2 separate regions of the Homo sapiens genome follow, and region 2 is linked to region 1. The links are chromatin loops, found by intact Hi-C in ENCODE. Cell type or tissue: Caco-2. All regions are shown on one strand. Links, peaks and the distances in the headings refer to the core of each region. The heading gives the core; the rest is flanking DNA.

The links. A loop is a pair of places that touch in the nucleus more often than their neighbours do. Peaks named below come from ENCODE experiments on the same cell type or tissue, not always from the same donor. Only the 100,000 strongest peaks of a DNase experiment are listed, where the experiment ranks them.
Region 2: a loop joins it to region 1, with 2.1 times the contacts of the local background. A loop is called at or near these places in 1 of 110 quality-filtered maps.

What each region holds. Positions count from the first base shown.
Region 1 is chr7:117,485,092-117,502,170 of GRCh38, forward strand. The region is part of intron 1 of CFTR (CF transmembrane conductance regulator); the gene reads left to right. Among named protein-coding and RNA genes, the nearest start is that of CFTR, 14 kb to the left of the region's middle. RefSeq lists enhancers at 4,364-5,119, 4,944-5,119 and cis regulatory regions at 5,028-5,059, 5,045-5,054. In Caco-2, for the core only: no CTCF peak of the experiment used is centred there; a DNase peak (open chromatin) is centred at 5,005.
Region 2 is chr7:117,580,042-117,586,761 of GRCh38, forward strand. The region is part of intron 11 of CFTR (CF transmembrane conductance regulator); the gene reads left to right. Among named protein-coding and RNA genes, the nearest start is that of CFTR-AS1, 19 kb to the left of the region's middle. RefSeq lists a silencer at 632-2,779. In Caco-2, for the core only: no CTCF peak of the experiment used is centred there; a DNase peak (open chromatin) is centred at 2,520.

The DNA.
Region 1 (17,079 bases), core at 2,811-6,810:
TTAACACTTGTTTAAAGGTCCTTGAGTGAGTACTGCTATAAAATGCATTATTATTGCTAGTGTCATTTCACAAGAGCCTATAATTTCAGTGTGATAGAGCTACAATATAAGTATAGTATTGCAAAACCATCAGGAAGGGTGTTAACTATTTAGCATGCAGTTATGTGTTGGTTGTCAAAACGTTAAAAACATCTCTGACTCAGCAGCAATTTTGGCAATTTTGATCCTGAGGCATCTGTGTAGGGCATCTTCCTGGAGAAAAACCTCTGAGATGCAATGAGGTCAAAAGGGGAAAACAGACTATGATAAAGATCAAGTTGTTTGGAGATCTTGTAGAAAGATTAATTTACAAATATGTCAAGTGCATTATCATGGAGGAAAACATTGCTATTTCTGTTGGTTCTCTTCAGAGCTCTAGAATCAATTTACCACATAGTTGTTTCAGTGTGAAATTAGCATTACAGAGTGGCTTTACGGCTTTACTGTAGGGCATTGTGTCAGCAAAGAGCTTAGGCTTCTTTTAGCAAGAAGCTTGTAAAAATTTAATTTACTCTTAGATTGCTTGATGTAGAGAATTACATTCCTACAGAGCTCTGAAAAATCTTTTTTCAGAGTTTTTCACAGCTGTATTCAAGTTGCAAGGCTTGTCAACTTTGCTATTTTTCTGTGCAGCTCTGTTAACTTATTATTATCTTTTGACATAAATTATGATTCCAAATTGTAAAGCTCTGGATGTCAGGGCCTTTTCTAATTTGTTTAGTATGATATTCAGACCATTTCAAGACTCTTCCGTGGAACAATTTAATAAAGATTTTTTTGTGATGTTAATGAGTTCATGGTGATCAACCCTAGAGACCTGTGTCTATTGTAGATCGATGACATTCAACAGTCCTGCAGTGCTGGCATCATTTTGATAAAAAGGGGTCAAAGCAAGTGGGACTGTGGGCAGATTTTTAATGCTTAGAACAATTATTCCATCGAAGTTTTCTTGTGTCCCTTCTGCCTTAGCCTTTGTAGGATAGCATGCTTGCTAATTTCTTGCTCATGGGGTAAGGAAATGAAGATTTTTGCTAGGTCCGTAGGATTATTAGGACTACTCAGGCCTGAAGCTATGCCTGGATATAGCCAGAAAACTCTCCCATAGCTTGCTCCAAGGAGCTGAGATACAGCAGTACTTCCTTTGTAGGTCATGATTCTGGGTAACCTGGAAGATGACCTCATTCATATTCTGTATTCTATGTGAGACGTTAAGAAGGTAGAGGTGGCCAAGAAGGAAATTGTTGCTGCCTTTATGGAACAAATTATCTGAAACCCAGCTTTCTCGAGGGCTTCATTGAAGTACTCAACTGGGGCACTTAACCCAGTCTAAGGCTGGTCAAGGAAGGCTTGCTGGGGGAAGTGTCTTTTGTATTCACACCTAAAGGAGGTTATTCAATTAGAATTATCCAAAGAGGGTAGGGATGGGCTAGGAAAAATTTAAACAGGTAGTGTGGAGGACTGACAGGATAAGTAAGCATGGCACCTTCAAAATATCCTGAGAAGTTCCCTATGACGGGAACATAAAATATGTGACAGAGATTTGTGGGAGATGGGTCTGGAAACTCTAGCAGGGGCCAGATCGTAAGGGGGCTTTGTAGGCTTTGTAGGCTTTGTTTGGGCTTTATCATACTGGAAGTGAAAAGCCATGGCTTTTAAACAGGAGAGGGACATAATCAGTTCATATACTGTTGCAGTTTTGTAAAAGAAAAGATGAGCTGAAAGAGTGGCCATGGTGGAGGTGGGTGGGGTGGGGGGGAGGGGGCGGGGAGAGAGAGAGAGAGAGAGAGATTTGAAAGACATTTAGGAGGTAAAATCAACTGGTTTGGTAATCAATTAGTAGTTGAAGGTGAAGGAAAGAGAAGAGTTAAGGATAACATCTATATTTGTTGATTTGGATAATAGAGGGGACAGTGGTGCTGCTTATTGAATGAGAAAATTTAATCGGAGAAGAAGGCATGGAGCAGGAGTGCAGACCTATGTGACTCTACTTCTCTCAAAACCAGAAACGGAAATGATGTATATGGCTCAGGGTTAGGTAATATGGTTATTTGAAAATGTATTAAAGTGATTTAGAGCTTAGTCTTAGGTAAGAGATATAAGATGTCTGAGGTGACAGTTTTATAAATATGTAGAGTGCCCACTTGTTTGGCCTTATTGTGGCATAGTGTGACCTGAGAGTGTTAGGAAGAAGCAGCTGAGTTCTAGGGACAGTACTGGTTAAATTCTACTTAGAAATTATACTTAGAACTCTCCTATATAACCTGCTAACTGATGTCTGAACCTCCTGATAACTTCACTCCTTTAGGCAGTGCTTTTCACATCACGGGACACAACATATGAGAGATCATAGAAATTCAATGTGGTATGAAAATCTGCTTGGGACTTCAGATATTGTCTCCAGTGATTGAATAAAAATAGGAGCTCACCTACTATGATGAGGTTTCTGTGTGTGTTAAAAGAAGGTTTTCATTACTTTTGAAAAGGTTATGTATCCTTGTTTTATGTTAAAACTTTGAGCTTTGTTAAATATGCAGAGTTCTCTTTCTTAGCATGGACTACAGAGGTGCAACTACCTCCTACCTGACTTCACATCTACTCCCAAATGCCTAGTGAAGGCTTAATAATTTCAAAAAGGGACTCTAGAATTTCATTTGATACCAGTCAGACAAATGTGTGAAAATTAAGCATAATAGGCAGAATCCCAGGGGTACTGACAGCTGTATTAAGAGGTGATTCAAGGGCTAAACCTTAGAGTCCAGCATTGGTTATGGGTGTGACAAGAAAATGAAGCCTATGTTGGCTGGGATTAGCAACCACAGTTCTAGAGGAAGCAAGGTGGAGAAACTATATAGGGGGCTCCCTTTGTACGTTTTATTTATTTTAAACATCTCTATAAACTCTAGAAATTAAAACAACAATACCAACACAAAAGCATCACTTTTTCGACCAAAGACCATTGCTATACTTTTTTGTGTAAAGGGCTAGATAGTAAATATTTTCAGCTTTGTGGGCCACATAAGTCTCTGCAATAGACAATATGCAAACAAATAAGCATGGCTGTGTTTCAATTAAACTTTATTATGAACATTAAAATTTGAATTTCATATAACTTTTACATGTTGCAAAATATTCTTTATTTAAATTCTATTGCAATATGCTTTAAAAGATACAGTTTTTAGTCTTTCTTAGTTTAAAATAAAATCTAGAAAAAATTTTAAGTCTTCTATAACTTTTTTTCGGTAACTGAATAATTTTAAAAGTAAGTGAAACATTTAGACATGCAAAATGGACTTTTCAGAAGAAGAAAATGGTAGCTTAACAGTTATTAGATTATTGTCCAGAATAATTTTTGACTTATAAGTCTCTGTTGACCATTTCATTGCCTCTTTTTTTGGAATATGCATCTTTTAATGTGTCCTTCAAGGCAAAGGCTCTATCTTATCTATCTTGTGTCTTGCATTTTCCCAGGGCAATGTTTTTCACAATTTTTTTAAAAAACAATACTGTAATCAATTTTCAAATAAAATTTTCCATGGGACCGCAGTGTATACAAATAGCAGTGACAATAAAAGATAATAACTCTCCCATAAATACAAAGAAACAGTTAACCTAGTGCTCTAAAGTAAAGGCTACAGTGATTTTGTATAACATTTATATGTAATTTTCTTGATCCTACATGGTTGTGTTTTTCACAGTGTTATGTTTCTGAAATCGAGATGCCTTTTATAATTGATGTCAAAAGAAACTTGTCAGCCACAAGGCCCAGGAATAAGTTGTAATATGGGAACTTAGCAATACATAAAGGTATATATACTCCTGTGACCTCAGCTGAATTATTTGCATTGGTTGCATCCCACAAGGTTGACTCTTAAATAAATTTAGTTTGTTGCTTGAAATTTCTTGGGATAAATTACTTTGTGATGTAGTTTTGAAAAAAAAACAGGTAATATTTAGTCTGAAGTTTGTCTGACATACTAAGCAATGTAATTAAAGTAGAAGTCGCCTAAGCTCAGCACTTTATTATGCCTTGAAATTATACTGCCTGTCCTACAGGTGAAGGTGTTATGAATGCAGTTTGTCACTGTAACTCTATTCATAGCTCTGAAAGGCTGAGAGTGACTCAGAAGAATATTTTTGCTCTGAATATGAAGAACGCTTAGACTAAAACTTTAATTACGATGCTGAAGAAGAAAGTGGTAGGTGATTGCATGAATAAGTATGTAATATTGTTAATTTCTAAAAACTGTGTATAGTTAATGTAGTGCTTCTTTTTGGAAAGGCTATTGTTAAATTGATGGTAAATTCTATAACCAATATCACCTTAAAGCAAGTACGCATGATAAAGTATTATAAAACCATGATAATATCATATGTGGCTTATTATTGTTCCCTGAGTGTTGTACAACTCTGTTATGCTGTGATGAAACCTCATGCAAACAGGTATGTCAAAGATATGATGGGCTGTTAACTGAGCTTGGCCCACATATGGTGTAGTGACATGCTCACTAATGCAGTGCAGAGATAACCAATAACAGATCATAACAGGTTTAAATATGTGCAAGGAGATGTCAGCAGAAGCTTTCCTACATAGTGAATACTAAACAAGCCTGACAGCCCAGGATCATGTTCGGATCAATCTAGTGTGCTAAAATTAACATATAGTCCTACATTTGAGAATGTGTGATTTTCTTGGTTCCTGTCTATAAAATAATATTTTAAAATACATACATTTCAAATCAGAAGTTGGTGAATTCACTGAAATATTTCTAGAGAACACTAGGTATTGGGGCTCATAGTGTGAAAACCACTGACTTAATTCTTCCCCCATCTTGGTTGTTCCTGATCTTCCCTTGTGTCCCCATTCCAGCCATTTGTATCCTTAGAAAATGATCTCATATTCTACTTCATCTTTATCTTCATTGTCAACTGTCAGGTAGCAATATATGATGGAAGAAGCATGTACTTTGGAATCAGACAGACCTGGCTGGAATCCTAACTCTGTCACTTATTAACAATGTGATCTTAGGCAATTTACTTAATCTCTCTGAACCTCAGCTACTCTCGTCAGTACAATGAGTTATCCTTATCTTTACATGGCACAGTATTATTATGATATCAAAAATTCATTGAGTATTTACTCTGCATATTAGTCAAGGTTCTCCAGAGAAGTAGAACCAATGATACACACACACACACACACACACACACACACACACACACACACAATTTATTATAAGGAATTGACTTACATGATTATGATGGCTAACAAGTCCAAAATCTGCAGTATGGGTCAGCTGGCAGGAAACCCAGGAGAGTCAATGTTCCAGTTTGAGTCTGAAGGCAGTCTGTTGGGGAATTTCGTCCTTCTCTGGGAGGCCAGCCTTTTTGTTCTATACAGGCCTTCAACCGATTGGATGAAGTTCACCTTTATTAGTGAGGGCAATCTGCTTTAACCAAAGTTTACTGATTTAAATGTTAATCTCATCCAAAAACACCCACCCAGTTGACACATAAAATTAACCATCACTCTCTGTAAGCACTTTCTATGCATTAAGTGATAGCAAATAATGCCAGACATAGGGCGTCTTTAATAAATGGTAAGCACTGTTATCAGCAACAACAGGATTATTATAATTAGCACCTTTTCATCTTTCTGTCTGGGCTCTGAGAAAGTACCTCTCTTCTCTAAATTTATCCCTCCTTTCCTATGAATTAGACCCAGTGCTTTCTCTGAATTATGAAGGTCACACTCCTACAAATGCCCCTTCCCAATTGCACATCTGTCGGCTTTCTTTGCCATTGACTTTTATCTCTAGCTTTTAAATTTACAGGCATATGTCAGTTAACAATGGGAATGCGTTCTGGGTAATATGTCCTTAGGCAATTTTATCGTTGTGAGAATACTATAGAGTATACCTACACAAGCCTAGATGTCGTATAGCCTACTACACACCTAGGCAATATGACATAGTCTTTTGCTTCTAGGCTACAAACCTGTACGGCTTGTTACTATACTGAATACTGCAGGCAGTTGTGACACAGTGGTATTTGCATATCGGAACATGTCTAAACACAGAAAAGGTGCACTAAAAATACTATGTAGTGATCTCATGGGACCACCATTGTATATGCAGTCTGCTGTAGACTGAAATGTCATGCAGTGCATAACTGTATCTTAAATACTCAAAGTATCACCTTTGTTTGTTTGTCCCCTTGTGTGCATCATCCTAACGTGGAATTTCTCTGTTGATTAGGGCCAGCGTATTAGTTTGCTAGGGCTACCATAACAAAATACCACAAATTTGGTGGCTTAAATAACAGGAATTTATTATCTTATGGTTTTGAAGACTAGAAGTACAAGATCAAGGTGTTGGCAGGTTTTTCTTCTAAGGGCCATGAGGAAGAGTCTATTCCATGCCTTTCCCCTACCTTCTGGTGGTTTGCTAGAAATCCTTGGCATTCCTTGACTTACAGAGGCATCACCCTGATCTCTGTTTTCATCTTCACATGGCATTCTCCCTGTGAGCCTGTCTCTGTGTCCAAACTTCTTTACTATTAATATAAGGACACCAGTCATATTGGATTAGGGTCTACTTTAGTGACCTCATTGGAATGTTATTACCTCTGTAAAGATCCTATCTCTAAATAAGGTCACATCCTTAGGTACCGGGGGTTAGGACTCAAACATACCTTTTTTTGGGGAAACACAATTCAACCTATAACAATTGATAACACTCTTTAGGAGCAGAATGCGATATGGAAGTAATTTGAGACCATAAAGTATATACATGTAGGGAGTTAATCTATGAAACCTATTGAAAGCCATATATACCTCATGTATAGTGGTCCATAAATAGCATGGAGACATTGCAGAGGATGTTAAGTGATATGATACAGGAACAATCCAAGAAGGTCATAAGAAAAAGGACCTTTTGCTCTTGAGAGGACTGAAGAATGACTTTCCATTTATGAAATTTTGGTACATGTCCACTAAAAATAGGATGAAGGCCAAACTTAGGAAGAATATTTTGATAATGGAGAAGGTTGCATATAAAAACATTTTATTGAGGACAATTAAATAATGTTGGCTGGAAGTTTTAGGATGATCATCTTTAGGACTCAGAAAAAGAGAAGAAACATTATTAAAGAATTGTCCCTGAACAAGTATAGGCACCCTCACATTTGCATTGCATTTACTATAGAATTGAAAAATGTTTTGACCTTTTTTTTTTGGCTTTTAATATATTTGACCAAGAGTAACAGCTAAGCAATACCTATTTGCAATCAGTGTCATCATGTGGGCTCCAAACATATCATGTTTGTGTAATTAATTGATTGACCCATTAATTTGTTCAATTTCTGCTCTGTTCCAGGCACTGAACAACATGATGGAGATAAAAGATAAATATTACACCTGCCTTGTCCTCAAGAAGTTAGTCTTCTGAGGGAAAGAAATTAGCAAACAAATTGTAATCTCAGTTATGTGCCATGTTCCATGCTGGGCACAGGGGATACAGTAGTTTAAAAAAAACACAAGATCTATAAGGTGTTTCTTCTTGTGGACCTTACAGTCTAGGGTGCTTGGAAACATGGGGCGTTGGCAGACAAGTAAATACACATTTTGTGGTAAAGGCTCAGGTAGAAGAAGTACAGGATAGAATAGAGCACACCATGGGGAATTAATCTAGACTTCAGAGAGGCTCACACATACATAATTTATGTGTGACTATTTCAATGCATTTGAGGTTTCTTGGAAATAGAGGTTAGGTTTTATTTTAAGGAAGTTACCATTTTTTTTTTCAGTGTGATGTGGTTGAACCAAAGAATGCCATGCCCAGTGATGGTAATAGGATAATCTTTTTAAAAATTAAGAGCCACCTAATAAATCAATAGTTTCATTCAGCGGGAGCTCCTGCAGAGTTCAAAAAGAAGAGAATCTGGCACAGCGTTTCCTTTAAAGTTCATTTTCCTAGAGTGTGAATGGAAGCAAGAGATTATAACATTTTGAGGTCAAAAAAATTCTGAAATGCCTATAAAAATTATTTTCTCCAAATTATCATCATTTGTGCTTTTAATGACCTGATTGCAAAGATGAACATTTTGAATTCTTAAATTGCTTATTAGGATTGGTTAATGAATCAATTATCTATTACTGTATGTTTTGCTATTGGAAAAAATAGCAACTTAAGTGTTTTGCAGACCTTTACTTAGGTATATGTTGCTTTTATGAAAAAAAAGATGTAAATATTAAGTAAAAGGGATTTAAAGCAAGGCTTTTGAGGTAGAGTCTTATTAATTCCTTGGTAAACCTTGAGCCAATTGTTGTCTATGTTCTCTGCCTCTGTCTTGCTCCTTCCTTCTGGGATTCACTGTGGGAATGCGGGATTGTTAATCTGGGGATGCTGTCCAATCCTGCCTCTCTCAAGCTTTGCTATTGATCTCCCTCCCAGTGATAATAAAGCTTGAAGAAAATGAAAGTAGCGTTAGTATTGGTCCTCAAACTCAAGAACAGGATGAAACTTAAATCTTGAGTCATACAATTGTGTCTACATACTGCTCCCCAAAAAGAGAAGTAAAGAAGATGCTAACTTTCCCTTTTAATTTGCAGTACTTAGCAATTTGTTTTCTTGAGGGTTAAGTAATAACAGTGGAAGAAAAAAGGGTTAAAATGCCACCAAGAACCCAATTCCATGTTTAGTTTGAAAGTGGGAAATCAGCTGCCACTGGGAAGTCTGAATCCAATGCCATGATGTTCTTTGAATCCTTCTGAGAAATAATCATGTGTAGCCATAACATACCTGTATAACAGAGCAGAGAACATAAACAAATGAAGGTGAAGGGAAGATTAAGACAGAAGAGAAAAATTCCAGAATCGACTGATCATTTTTATCTGTTTAGATGATTTCAGGCAGAATCCTAGAGACCAACTTTATCACAACTGAATTTTAAAAATCACCAGCTTTGTCATTGTGATGCAGCATCAGTTTCAGTATTATCCTTGGAGTATTAATTCTTAATCATCTTCATCTTAGAACATTTTTGAGGTCACTTCTAGTCTCTATTTCACCAGTGAAGAAACAAAAATCCCCAAACTATATCAGGTGGAATTACACAGTATTTTTTTTTTAATTTTGGGGAAAGTCGATTCAAGGCAGTAACTTGCAAGCTAGTGTTAGAAAGGATTTAATAAATAGTGGTTTTTCTGTACACATAGTGAGAGGTCATTACATCATTTGGTTGTTGAAAGTCATAAGGATGTCTAGCATGCGCTTTGCCTGTAGTGGTTCATGCCAGGCAGATTCCTGACTCCTATAACCCAGAGCTTATCAGAGCATTTATGTCCCCAAAGAGAAATGTCACCTCCATCTTTCAATAAACACTTTAGCAAAGAAAAATCAAGTACTTTAATTCCAAATCTTGAGTTAATTCCAGAATAACAATGATGGCTCGGAAAAATATGGGTATTTCTGTCAAAGGACAGAGAAACCTAGTAGAGAGTATTTACTTTGGGTCCTAGTGATGGTATCTGAACAAGCTAGGTGAACAAAGAGCCTCAATAAGGGATTTTGAGGTCTAGAAAAAGAGAGGAAATACCAAATAAATGGAATAATTATAAAATAAATACCAGCAAAGTTAAATCAATATATCATGTGGGAGATATCCTTATATCACTCATGTGATTTCTATTTTGTTCCTATATTAGGCCAAGGAGAGGTGGAACTTGTTTTCCTTTTTCCCTCTCAGCTACGAATGGACATACTTAAAACTGTTTCTCTGCTTCTGTTCTCTAAAATGTGATTGTCTAACAGTAACCGTGATGACGTTTTGACAGTTGCACAAGTTTCTTTCTTTAAGCTTTAAAAATGCCAGCCAGTAACCCAGTGGCATTTCTACTATAAAATCTTAAGGCCAATCCATTTCCCCTTTTCCTTATTTTCTTGGTTTCAAATATATTTTTATTGCCAATGGAAATAAAAATCCTAAATTAGAGAGCAATGGCATCCCTTGTCTTGTGAATAAAGAGCTCCTAAATGTGAACTTATACAGGATGCAGCAATTTATAGGGTAGTTAATCATTCTTCTTTCTAGCCAGTTGTTCCAGCTACAGTTTTGTGGCTCTTGTTAGTGGCTTCATTCCCAGATAGAATAAAAATCAAACCAAAATCCTGGAAAGGCACTCTGAGGATGCTTCTCTAAAGTAGATGGGCATCAACTATAAATCACAATGCTTTGTTTCCTCTGTTATGTTTCAAGATGGGTGGGATTTTTTTTGTAGCATTACTTATTATTGCCTCTCAAGTGCTTGAGTCTTTGAAATCCAAGTCATGTGAGTGAATTAGATACAGCTGTTAGAAGTGGCCTTTCAATGCCAATGGTACACATTCCTTGGTTTCTTTACGATACTATTGCTCTTACAACTTTTATCTGAAGTCATAAATTCATAGTTGTCCCAGAAGTTAAGTTCCTTGCTTCTAGAGGACAGAAAACAAACAATTTACACAACTCATGGTGCATGTCACCAGTCCTTAGATCTCATGAAATATGCATGAAATCTTAAATCACTTGCTGTAGCCACCCAGCCATTGACATATTTGAAAGACTTTAGTGTATCAAAGTCACTATAATGAAAATTTTGATTTCACCAGTTCTAGGAGTGAAAAATCAAATGTTTAGTAAAACTTTCTAAAATTAACACTGACAGTTGATTTCTGTATACTGTTGTTCTTAATAATAGCTTTATTGAGATATAATTCATATTCAAAACAACTTACCCATTTAAAGCATACAATCCAATGATTTTTTAGTATCTTCAAAGAGTTGCCTATCACCATAACCAATTTTAGAACACTTTCATCACTGTAAAAAGAAACTCCATTCCTATTAGCAGTCATTCCTTATTCCAAATCCCCCTGCTCGCCCTAGACAACTACAAATGTACTTTCCATCTCTATAGATTTGCCTGTTCTGGAAATTTTATGTAAATAGAACAAAGTGTTCTTTTGTGACTGGCTTATTTCACTTAGCATTTTTTTTCAAAGATTCATCCCTGTTGTAGCGTGTATCAGTGCATCATTCTTTTTTATTTTTTTAGAGACAGGGCCTTGCTCTGTTGCCCAGGTTGGAATGTGCAGTGGCATGATCATGGGTCACTATAGCTTTGAAGTCATAGGCGAAAGCGGTCCTCCCACCTCAGTCTCCCGAGTAGCTGAGACTACAGGCTTGCACCACATGACTGTCTAATTTATAATTTTCTTTAGAGACAGGGTCTTGTTATGTTGTCTAGGCTGCTCTCAAACTCCAGGGCTCAAGTGGTCCTCCTCCCACAGCATCCTAAAGTGCTGGGATTATAGGTGTGAGCCACAGCACCTGGCTTGCATCATTCTTTTTATTGTTGAATAATATCCCACTTGTAAGAATATGTATTTTATTTATCCTTTCCCCAGTTAATAGATATTTCGATTGTTCCTAATTCTTGTCTATTATAAATAATGGTGCTATGAACATTTGTGTACAAGTTTTTGTGCAGACATCCATTTTCCTTTCTTTTGGGCATATACCTACGAGTGTAATGGATGGGCCATATAGTAACTTTATGTTTAATATTTTGAGGATTTTTCAAACTGTTTTCCAAAGTGGCTGCATCATTTTAAATTCCTTCCACCATTGTGTGAGTGTTTCAATTTCTCCACATATTTGCAACACTTACTATTATCTACTCTTAAAAATTACAGCCATCCTACTGGGCATGAAGTGGTATTTCATTGTGAGTTTTTTTTTTCTTTTTCTTTTTTTCTTTTTTTGCTAATGTTTGTGGATTTTCTTTTCATTTTCTTGATGGTGTCCTTTGAAGCACAAAAGTATTTAATTTTGATAATTTCCAATTTATTTTTTGTTATTGCTGTTTGTGCTTCTGGTGTTGTATCTAAGTGTATGCTACTTTAAAAAATTAGTTGTAATATGGCAAATTGGATACATGTGTAGGCTTTGGTGTCACAATCCTAATTTTAAAATTCTGACTCTGCCCTTGACAAATTAACTAATTAAGCTTCCTTAGCCTCAGTTTCTCAACTGTAAGTTGGAGATATTACCAAGACCTACCTCTTGAATTGTTGTGGGGATCAGATGAAATAATGTATGTGAAATATTTAGAATTATGCAAGTCTGTGGTAATGAATACTAATGTTAGCTATCATTATTGTTATAATCCCAATAATAAATTCTGGTGCTTTGAAAATTAAACCAAAGCCAAGCAGTTGATATGAAGAAGCATGTAATAATGTACAGACATAATGCTTTATAGACAACATTGAATTTGGCTCTCATGAACATCAGGAATAGTGGTCATGGTAGTTATTATCTCCAGCAGGAACTGTAGCTGAGAGATCTTCAGAGCTTTTTCCAAGGCGATATCACTGGGAAATAATAGAGACAAGGTTACAAGCTAGGGCTGTGTTTTCTTCTTAAAATCTTTAGTTCAGTTTTTTTCAATAACAGATTTGTAGTAGGCATCAGGTGACTGGGGATTCGTATTCTTCAAGTTGAAATATTACCTTGTTGAGAAAGAAACCATGTGTGAGACAACCATGTTGAGAAAGAAAAAGTGATTTTATAGAAAATTAATATTGATAGTGAGCATTATATGAAAATCATGAAGTTAGAACATATTTGGCCAGAAAATTTACATTAATAGTTACCCATAGCAATTAATGCATTATAATTACACATACCTTTTCTTTAATGAAAAAGAATTCTTTCCTTCCAAAGTTATGCATGCTATTGTTAAACATTAGAGAATATAGAGAAGCAAAAAAGAAAATATCTTTTTTGATATTTTCTTAACATACGTCTGTTCCTAATAATGTTTATAGTTTAGAAGCATTGCATGAAATGGGTAGATCAATTTTCTATTTAATGTTTGGATTCATTAGGTACGAAGTTAGCAAATTAATTTCCATTAGGGTGCCTGTATGGTTGTAAATCCTGGACCTGCAGAAGATTTTTCAGTATTGGTTTGTAGTCTTTTGTTTAGCAGCAAATAATTAGTTCTCCAGAGCTTCTGAAATTAATTGACCACTTTAATGGTGTTTACCTACCTAGAGAAAGAAAAAGAACTTCTCCAAGTCCCTTGGTAAAATTAAGCCTCATGAACAATTAACTCAAATATACACAAGGCTTGTCTTTAGCGAGCATATACTCCCTAAAGTTGATTAAGCTGACCAAGTGATTACTGCTTATAAATTCACCATTTTATGGAGAAGAAGCAAACACTGCTAAATACCTTGTGGAATCAGAGGAGGGGAAATTAGTAACTTGACCCCAATACTGCGATTTTAAATTGAATTCTTGAAGCCTACAAGTTTTACACAGGACTTTAGAGAGCTGGATAGTATCACTTTGTCAAGTCCTACTTTTACTATGATTCTTTGAGAAAAATACATCTGACTAAATAACTCTGAATCTAAATTGGATAAAATAAATGTGACATTCAAAATGTTATTTATGATTTTAGAAAAATATCCTTATAGACACTAGATGAGTTTTAGTCTCAAATCAATCCTCCCTATCATAGTCACTTATCAAAATAACTAAAGCAAAGTGGTAGAGCTGTGCTCTAGAAGTTTGGGATTTATGATCACAATCTTTTCCAATGAGTCCCCTCTTTCCTCTGCCTGTCTTCAACATTTGTTTTTTTTTTTTTTTGGTTAGGACTATCCAGATTGTGTGGCCTATTTCAAACTCATGGCAAATACATTGGATGATCAGAAATTTTCTAATGTATTTGAATTTGTCTACACAAACTAGAGTAATTGCTATTAATTCCTCAAGTGTTAATTATTTCATGCAAAAAGGAAAAAGGCTATTAGTCTTTAAGTGTATTAGTATGTCAATATTTGGGAGAAGTGTCATGCAATTAGTGGTTTGAATTTCCTATTTTATTTTATTGCATTTTATTTTATTTGCCTAGTCAAATAAAAAGTAATGTTAAATACATGGAAGCATGATTGTTTTCTACACTAAAAATCATTTTGACTTGAAAAGATCTGATATCCATGACCTTCATCTGAAGTTTTGGCAGATGAAAATGTCAGATGCGTCTTTTGGATTAATAAAAGGCAAAAGTCAGATCGAAAAATGAGTATAAGCTTTAATTATATGACTTTAGGAGGATATGTTATGAAAATCAAAGCTTTAATAGTGATTATAATTGGCAAGTTCTTTTTTTATAAGGAATTACAAGTCACTCTATACAAAAATTGGAATTTTTGTCCTAAGAAATGAAATTTACTATAGTTTCATCTGTGTGTGTGTGTGTGTGTGTGTGTGTGTGTGTTTAAAAAATCAAGTGATAGGGCTTTTCCTCAATAAAATCTGAAATCTCTTATAGTTAAGTGAACAGAACAGTGTATCTAGGATGCTAGACTTTTTTTTCAAAGTTAGTTTAAAACTTATACATAGTAAAATCTGTATGCCTTAGGGATCTCTGTTTGCTATCCCATAGTGAATGATTAATTAGTTTCTGTTAGAAATAGTCAGAACTAGGCTGGGTGTGGTGGTGGCTCATGCCTGTAATTCCAGGACTTTGGGAGGCCAAGGCAGGAGGATCTCTTAAGCCCAGGAATTTGCAACCAGCTTGGGCAGGCTGGTGAGATCCTATCTCTACAAAAACAAACAAACAAACAAAGGACAATAAGAAAGAAAGAAATAGCCAGAGCTTTGAACAAAATTTCTAAGTAGACCAATGTAAAAGTCTGTCGTCAATATGTAGTGGCTATGAATGGAGGTTATGAATGAAAGAGAAGGATAAGATGAACTAGAGGTGAGAGGGGAAGACAGCAGGCCCAAGTGAAAGGCAGAGCCGAGTTTATTGCTTTTTGGTTATTCCAGGTGTGTCTGCTTTGTCTCATGAAACACCTGGATGATCACTGATTTCTAGTGGAAGAAATGCTGAAAAGTCCTTACTGTGCATTTAAACATTCTAGGTTTAATATACTCAGGGTTTTTCAAAAGAAAGGGTGGCTGGAGTTTTGCACTAACTAATATTTCATAAAGTGTCTAAGTATAGATGTCTGGTTTTTTTTTGTATTTCTAAGACTGGCTTGAGGTAGGCATGGAGAATTCTTTGATGGGACATAATTTTCTTCCTTTCTTTTTTTTTTTTTTTTTTTTTTTTTGAGACGGAGTTTTGCTCTTGTTGCCCAGGCTGGAGTGCAATGGCACAATCTCGGCTCACTGCAACCTCCGCCTCCCAGGTTCAAGCAATTCTCCCACCTCAGCCTCCCGCGTAGCTGGGATTACAGGCATGTGCCCCCATGCCTGGCTAATTTTTTTTGTATTTTTAGTAGAGATGGGGTTTCTCCATGTTGGTCAGGCTGGTCTCGAACTCCTTACCTCAGGTGATCCACCCACCTCGGCCTCCCAAAGTGCTGGGATTACAGGCGTGAGCCACCGCGCCTGGCCTGATGGGACATATTTTTCATTCAATTTTATTGATTTAACCTCACAAAATAAAATATTTCCTTAAGATGACTCTGTGGTCATTGTTGGGCAGCATAAGCTTAATGGATTTTAGTTATCATAATTTACCTTAAACCCAATTTGTATTTCAGGATATAAATAGAGGTTTATTGTAGTGAATCTTCCAGGAAATACTAAGTGATACTAATAATTATAGATGGTGAACTTAAGTCTTTATATTACTGAATTTGTTTGGTTTGATGATGCTAGGCTATGGCATTCTTGCTAATCAAAACGATGTGTCATGGTGTAACATAACTTATTAAAATGGGCACAGATAACACAGGAAGCTTTTTATAAAAGCAGCTCACAAATTGTGTTACTTTGAACTGAACTGGCCATTTATGGGAAAGGTCACTGGGTTGTAAATAAGGACCAAAAGAGTTACGTTTATATTTTTTAAAAGAGATTGAGGAGATTTATTTTTACATTTCTTGAAAATGCCTTATTTTGGTATGGTATTGACAGATAGTGAAATTCTGCTCATTTGTAAATATAGTGTCATATTTTAATAATTTCAAACATATTGAAAATGCAGAATTTATTAATAGTGGGAGCACATTTTCCTTTTTACTAAATGTTCTACAGGTTCTTTTCTTTCCATCCACACACAGTGCCATTACCCTCATTCTAAGCCTTTCAAACATCTGGCAGTAAGTGATCTGCTGCACTTAGCTCTTTCCAGCTGAGCTGATTTTTAAATTTTCAGAAAATTTGTGAGCTAATTGTTAAACATGGCCATTATTAAAAATTAAATTATTTCAACTTATAATTAAATAAATTATATTAAAACAAAAGTATTAAAAACTCAAAAGTTGGCTGGGCGCACTGGCTCACGTCTGTAATCCCAGCACTTTGGGAGACCGAGGCAGGTGGATTGCCTGAAGTCAGGGGTTCGAGACCAACCTGACCAACATGGAGAAACCCTGTCTCTACTAAAAATATAAAAAAATAGCCGGGCATGGTGGTGCATGCCTGTAATCCCAGCTACTCAGGAGGCTGAGGCAGGAGAATTGCTTGAACCCAGGAGGTGGAGGTTGTGGTGAGCTGAGATTGCGCCATTGCGCTCCAGCCTGGGCAACAAGAGTGAAACTCTGTCTCAAAAAAAAAAAAAAAAAAAAAAAAGAAACAAAAAAAAAAAAAAAACAAAAAGCAAACAAACAAAAAAACAAAAATTATCACTTCCTAATTATTTTGCATTTTACTATTATCTATGCTATTAACGTTATTTGCCTTCATTGTATTTGAAAGGTGGACTATATTCTATTGCACTTTCATTGTACTATATTCTAATATGCAACTGTGTATCCCTTCCCAACTCTGTGTTCAATGACTTTATATTTGGTTGCTTTAAAATGATGACGATGAGAGTATTTATATCATAGAAATTGGCAAATGCCGTAAGTCAGTTTTTGTTTTTGTTTTTGTTTTCCGGAGAGGGGATTGTTAAATATTTGCCTGCATGCAACACCACTACATGCAGTCTGCTATCTTTTGTTCTTCCTGCTTTCAGGCTCCTCTCCC
Region 2 (6,720 bases), core at 639-4,638, 93 kb after region 1:
GAAGAAAAAAAGATAGCAAACAAATACAGGAATTCCAATTTCAAGCAGATATAATGATTTCATGAAATGTTAACTGTGCACATGATAGATGGTCTATGGATAGTGCAAAAGAAAAAGAGAAAAGAAAAAATGTTTTTTAACATATGCAGCAAAAAAGGTTTTTAACATCTATTACATACAAATAAAAATGAATGTATAACACAGACTTCAATAAAAATAGGCATTTCACAGGAGAACAATTCAGATGGCCAGTATTTACAATTTCATAGGTATTAAGGAAAATACAAATTAAAATGGCAAATTAGCAAAAATTGAGGTGTGATTATATTAATATCTGTTGGTGGTGGTGATTATGGGGAAAAGGGTACTTTCAAAACTTGCTAATATAAATATAATTCTTTTGGTTGTTTTGTAAAGGAACCTGACAATATCTTTTAAAAATAAAGAAAACGCATACTTTTGACCTAGCCATCCCATTCATGAGGGTATGTCTTAGAAAAATAAGATCACAAAATCATAGAGATTTATGTGCAATGATATTATTGGTAGGTCATTTTTATGAGGAGGGGTGTGGATAGTAAATGCCAGGGTAAATCACATAGCATCTAATAAACGTATTTATGAACTACAAAAGCTTACACTTTCAGTCTAGTCTAGTCCAGACTGCAAATAAATGTGAGCAAGTGAATTCAAGCACAGAAGTGCTTGAAGGCAGGTTTCATAAATCTACTTTCTTACAGTATCCTGATATTGACTTATCGAGACAGTTACTGTGGGGTTGATTATTAAAATATTTATGTATCTAGGTATTTTTCATTCAGTAGTATGTTATTCAATTAGCAACAAGTGTGGGGATTTAAAGATATTCTTGTTTGTTTTTACTGCTGAAACATATTCTAGTGGAAATTTCGAATAAACGATTAGTCATCCTAAAAGCAAGATACATTTTCTCAGAAAAGACAAGGTAAAGAACTTGTATATCCTCCCTCAATTCGTTTATAAGGTAATAAGATGAATAAAAATATCATAGTACAATTTAGCATTGTAAAATAAAATTAATTGGTCATCTCTAGTGTGGTCGTGCTTGGAAGGTGAAAGAAGCCAAGATCTTGTCTGGGAATATCATGTCTACCTTGACCTCACCCTTAAGAATCCTAGCCTTTAGTTTAAAATCACATGGCTACATACATACCAACTTCAACAATAGTACATCTGGCAAGGTCATGCAAACCTGGGACTTGAGCTTCTGATTCTAAGTCCAGTGCTTTTTGTGTACATCATCTCTTGTACATACCTTATGATGATATGCTAATAAAAGCTACGTGATCAGGCCTTAAAAATCTGCTTTTTTTTTGTAATGGTAGAATGGGGCATATTATCACATCAGGTAAACACTCTATTCAAGGATAAATGGAAATGAATGTCATATATAGATCATTGATAAATATCTCATTACAAAATTATGAGAGTTACCAATGTTTGAGTGTATATTATGGGCCAGCCCTTTATATTAAATTACTTCAAATTTTTACAACTGTTAAAGGAAGATATTATTATACCCATTTTATAGATGGACAAGTTAGGGCCAGAAAAGACTTCCTCAAAGCTGTTAGTCCAGTAATGGAGACAGGGCTAGAAAACAGGTCATTTTGCTCTTTGACTAATGTTACTACTCATGTTTTGTATTTTGTTTAAAGTTTTATTTTATTTTGCTTTATTTATTTTTTGAGACAAGATCTTACTCTGTCACCCAGGCTGGAGTGCAATGGAGTGATCACGGTTCATTGCAGCCTTGACCTCCTGGGCTCAAGCGATCCTCCCACCTCTCAATCTCCAGAGTAGCTAGGACTACTACAGGTGTGTGCCACCATACCTGGCTAAATTTTGCATTTTTTGTGGGGACAGGGTTTCACTATGTTGCCCAGGCTGGTCTTGAACTCCTGGGCTCCAGCGATTCACCTGCCTTGACCTCCCAAAGTGCCAGTATCACAGGCTTGAGCCACCATGTCCAGCCAAGTTTTATTTTAGAATTAAAAAAAATTCCACTTGGATTGTTACATTTTATCTCATTGCTTTATATTTATAGAATTACTTTATAAATGCCACTTTCTTAATTTTCATAGTTAGCACTCTTTATGAAACATAAACTATTATTTGACCCAGGTTTTTGTTAGAGGAATTGAGTCAGAGAGCTGTTAAGTAACTGAGATTTCACAATAAGCCAGACAGACCAGGGTTCAAATTCTGGGTCTCACATTATCCAATTCAATATTCCAGCTTTGTTACTTATTGAGCAACCACTACAAGCACAGTTTACATGACATCTGATAGCTCTCAAAATGAATTTTACAAACATAATTCAGATTTCAACTCAGCAGTGACTCAGGAGAAAGGACACTTGGATGCATTTCTTTATGGCATTTTTCCCAGGGTACACGCAACCTGGAAGATCTCCCAAGTATGGGGGAAGGTTTCACCCTGAGGAATCCCATTCCCTCTAATCTGGGACAAGGGGGAGGAGAGTACTGTCTCTTATCAGCCATCTCCCCAGGGAGGCCTGGGCCCTCCTGGAATGCATACCATGGCTTACTGACTCAAAGTGTTGAAAAGACCAGGCATTGGGACACACAACACTACTCTTAAAATAAAAAAAGAATCAGAGTAGCTTGTGGTTATAATTGAAATGGACAGAGTAACATGGTACCAAGAAACTATTAGCAATTCCTTCCCTAAATCCCTCATTTTCTTAAAGCATTTTCTCCTTTTCCTCAACAAGCTTTAAGTTGGATTTGAAGAATGATAAGACTAAAAGGAGGGCTGTTTCTGGTCTTTGGAGGAATTTGATATTCCATTCGATCTGAGTGTGCAAAGCCTGAGTTCACATGAACTCTTCTGATCTCTTTCTCTAATATTTTTTCACCTTATTCATATGGGAAAGAAGGAGGGGAATACTTTAGTTCCATTCTCCCTCCTCCTATTTCCTTGACTTGTTTAAAATATAAATGTTATAGACACCTAAGATAGAAATTTGACTGAAACAGCCTCTTAATTATTGTCTTAAAAAATTGGTATAATGAAATTGCATTTGTAGTCTTTGGACATTTAAATCCAGAAGGGATATTTTCTTTTTCTTTTTTAAAAATTTAATTCAATAGTTTTTGGGCTACAGGTGGTTTTTGGTTACATGGATAAGTGCTTTAGTGGTGATTTCTGAGATTTTGATATACCCATCACCTGAGCAGTGTGCACTGTACCCAATATGTAGTCTTTTATCCCCCCCCCGCTCCACCCTTCCTTTATCGTCCCCAAAGCACATTATATAATTATTATGCCTTTGCAGCCTCATTGGTTAGCTCCCACTTGTAAGTGAGAACATGCGATATTTGGTTTTCCATTCCTGAGTTACTTCATTTAGAATAAATTGTCTCTAGCTCCATTCAAGTTGCTGCAAAGGCCATTATTTCATTCCGTTTTTTGGCTGAATAGTATTCCATAGTGTATATATGCCACATTTTCTTTATCCACTTGTTGATTGATAGGCATTTAGGTTGGACCCATATTTTCGCAATTATGAATTGTACTGCTGTAAACATGAGTGTGCTTTTTTTTTTTCCATATAATGACTTCTTTTCCTTTGGGTAGATACCCAGCAGTGGGACTGCTGGATCGAATGGTAGTTCTCCTTTTAGTTCTTTAAGGAATCTCCATACTGTTTTCCACAGTGGTTGTACTAGTTTACAACCCCACCAGCAGTGTAAAACTGTTCCATTTTCAGCACATCCATGCCAACATCTATTATTTTTTGACTTTTTAATTGTGGCTATTCTTGCAGGAGTAAGATGGTATCTCATTGTGGTTTTAATTTGCATTTCCCTGATAATCAGTGATGTTGAGCATTTTTTCCTGTGTTTGTTATTTGTTTGTATATCTTGAGAATTATCTATTCTGTCCTTTGCCCACTTTTTGATGGAATTATTTGTTTTTTTTTCTTGCTGATTTGTTTGAGTTCCTTGTAGATCCTGGATACTAGTCCTTTATCGGATGCATAGTTTATGAATATTCTTTCCCACTCTGTAGGTTGTCTGTTTACCATGCTAATTATTTATTTTGCTGTGCAAAAGCTTTTCAGTTTAATTATTTCCCATCTATTTATTTTTGTTTCTGTTTTATTTGCTTTTGGGATCTTAGTCATGAACTTTTTACCTAAACCAATGACTATAAGAGTTTTTCCAATGTTATCTTCTAGAATGCTTATGTTTTCTGGTCTTAGATTTAAGTCTTTGATTCATCTTGAGTTAATTTTTGTATAAGGTGAGCATTGAGGATCCAGTTTCATTCTTCTACGTGTGGCTTGCCAGTTTTCCCAGCACCATTTATTAGATAGGGTATCCTGTCCCCACTTTATGTTTTTGTATGCTTTGTCAAAGATCAGTTGACTTTAAGTATTTGGCTTTATTTCTGGGTTCTCTATTCTGTTCCATTGTCTACTTGCCTATTTGTGTACCAGTACCAGGCTGTTTTAGTAACTATAGCCTTGTAGTATAATTTGAAGTCGGGTAATATGATGCCTCCAGATTTGTTCTTTTTGCTTAGTATTCCTTTAGCTATGTGGGCTCTTTTTTAGTTCCCTATGAATTTTAGGATTTTTTTCTAGTTCTGTGAAGAATTATGATGATATTTTGATGGGAATTGTATTGAATTTGTAGATTGCTTTTGGCAGTATGGTCATTTTCATAGTATTGATTCTACCCATCCATGAGCATGGGATGTGTTTCCATTTGTTTGTGTCACCTGTGATTTCTTTGAGCAGCATTTTGTAGTTTTCCTTGTAGAGATCTTTAACCTCCTTGGTTAAGTATATTTTCATGTATTTTAGTTTTTTTTTTTTGTTTGTTTTGTTTTGTTTTGTTTTGTTTTTGCAGCTGTTGTAAAAGGGATTGAGTTCTTGATTTGATTCTCAGCTTGGTTGTTGTCAGCAGGGACATTTTCTAAAGTATAGACTGTAGTTCCTTATCTTCTATCTGTTTCTTACTGTCCCCTTCAGTATTCTTGTCCTTTTTTCCCGCTATTATCTTTTTGACCTTTTAATATATAGATATCTACTTCTACTTCTGACAATTTTTGCTTCTCCAATTTTCTTTCTTTTTCTCCTCTGCACACATTTATTTATTTTCTTCTATGTACTTCTTTATTTTTAACTTAATATTTGATTAACTTCCCTTCCCTGTCTCTTTTCCTTCTTTCCATAAATCTTCATTAATTGCCTGCACTGAGCTAGGATTCTATACTCTCTAAATCAATAATCTATTTTCTATAGTCAACTGTGTTATAATCGTACTGTCAAGATAACTACTTATTTTTAATACTTAAAAATATTTTGAAATTTTAACCAATTTAATTAATACAATGTTGAGTTCAAATTTGAAAAAAACAATGGAAAACTGTAATAATTCTAGCAACCTCCTGCTTTTTAATAATGTATTAGAAAATTTGCCTCTTTTTCAAAAGCCTACAGTGAATCTATTCATACAAGGCAAAAGCAAACCATTCTCTTCATTCTCTTTTTTTCTCCAAAAGATTTAAGTGTTTTTTGTTTGTTTGTTTTGTTTTGTTTTTTAGATATTGAGTCTTGCTCTGTCATCCAGGCTGCAGTGCAGTGGTGTGATCATAGCTCGCTATAGCCTCGAATTCCTGGGTTCAAGCAATCCTCCTCCCTCACCCTCCTGAGTAGCTGGGGCTACAGGTGCATGCTACCATGCCCAGCTAATTTAAAAGGAAAAAAATTGTGTAGAGATGGGTCTTGCTATGTTGCCCAGGCTGGTCTCAAACTTCCAATCTCAAGCATTTCTCCCACCCAGCATCCTGAAGTGCTGAGATTATAAGTGAGCCACTATGCCCAACCAGATTTAGTTTTTAAAAAGAGAATACGATTTGAAAAAGGAAAAATGTGAGGCAGGAGAGAAGAAATACACACACGAGCTGTTTTGTAATTGCTGTAAAACTGAAATCTTCAGCCTCACTAAAGGAGCACTTGCATGAACACCTCTAAATTACCTTATTACCTTCTAAATTAGGTGTGAAGTCTAACTTCTAAATTATGAGTGAAATCCACTGCAATTCTTGTTATTTGGATGGAATCCTAGGTATGTGGTCCAGTTCATGAGTTGAACAAAAGCATGCTCATTTAGGCCAGGTAGAAAGAAATAAAGACCTATGTTTTACATGTCTCATAACCACTGAAGGTCCTTCTCATAAGCAGTGCTTATGGGTATTAACGACCTCTCTATATTTTACTTCTCCAGTGCCTAAGTAGCCGAGTCCACTGAGTCCTGCTACATCTCCTCCAACATGTCAGCATTTTTTTCACAGGCCTTTTGTTACTCTAGATCAGAAATGTTGATAGCAACAGTTCCTTGAGGGCAGCAGCTAGCATGATGCCAGCCAACAGGAACCACCAAATGGTTCTTAATATAAATTACTACTTATTAATCTATTTACTTTGTGCATTTGGAGTTTTGCATGTAAAGTCCTATTTATGTCCATATGGTAGATAAATGGAACAAATGAATAACAGAAGTAACCATTTTGATACTTTAGATATAGATAATATTGGATTATTTCTGGATTGTGAAAGAAGAAGGAAGAAGCATATGGAAGAGAAGTTTTAGTAGAGGGGAGGAAGGAGGAGGTGGAAACGAATGTACAAGGATGGGAGGAGAA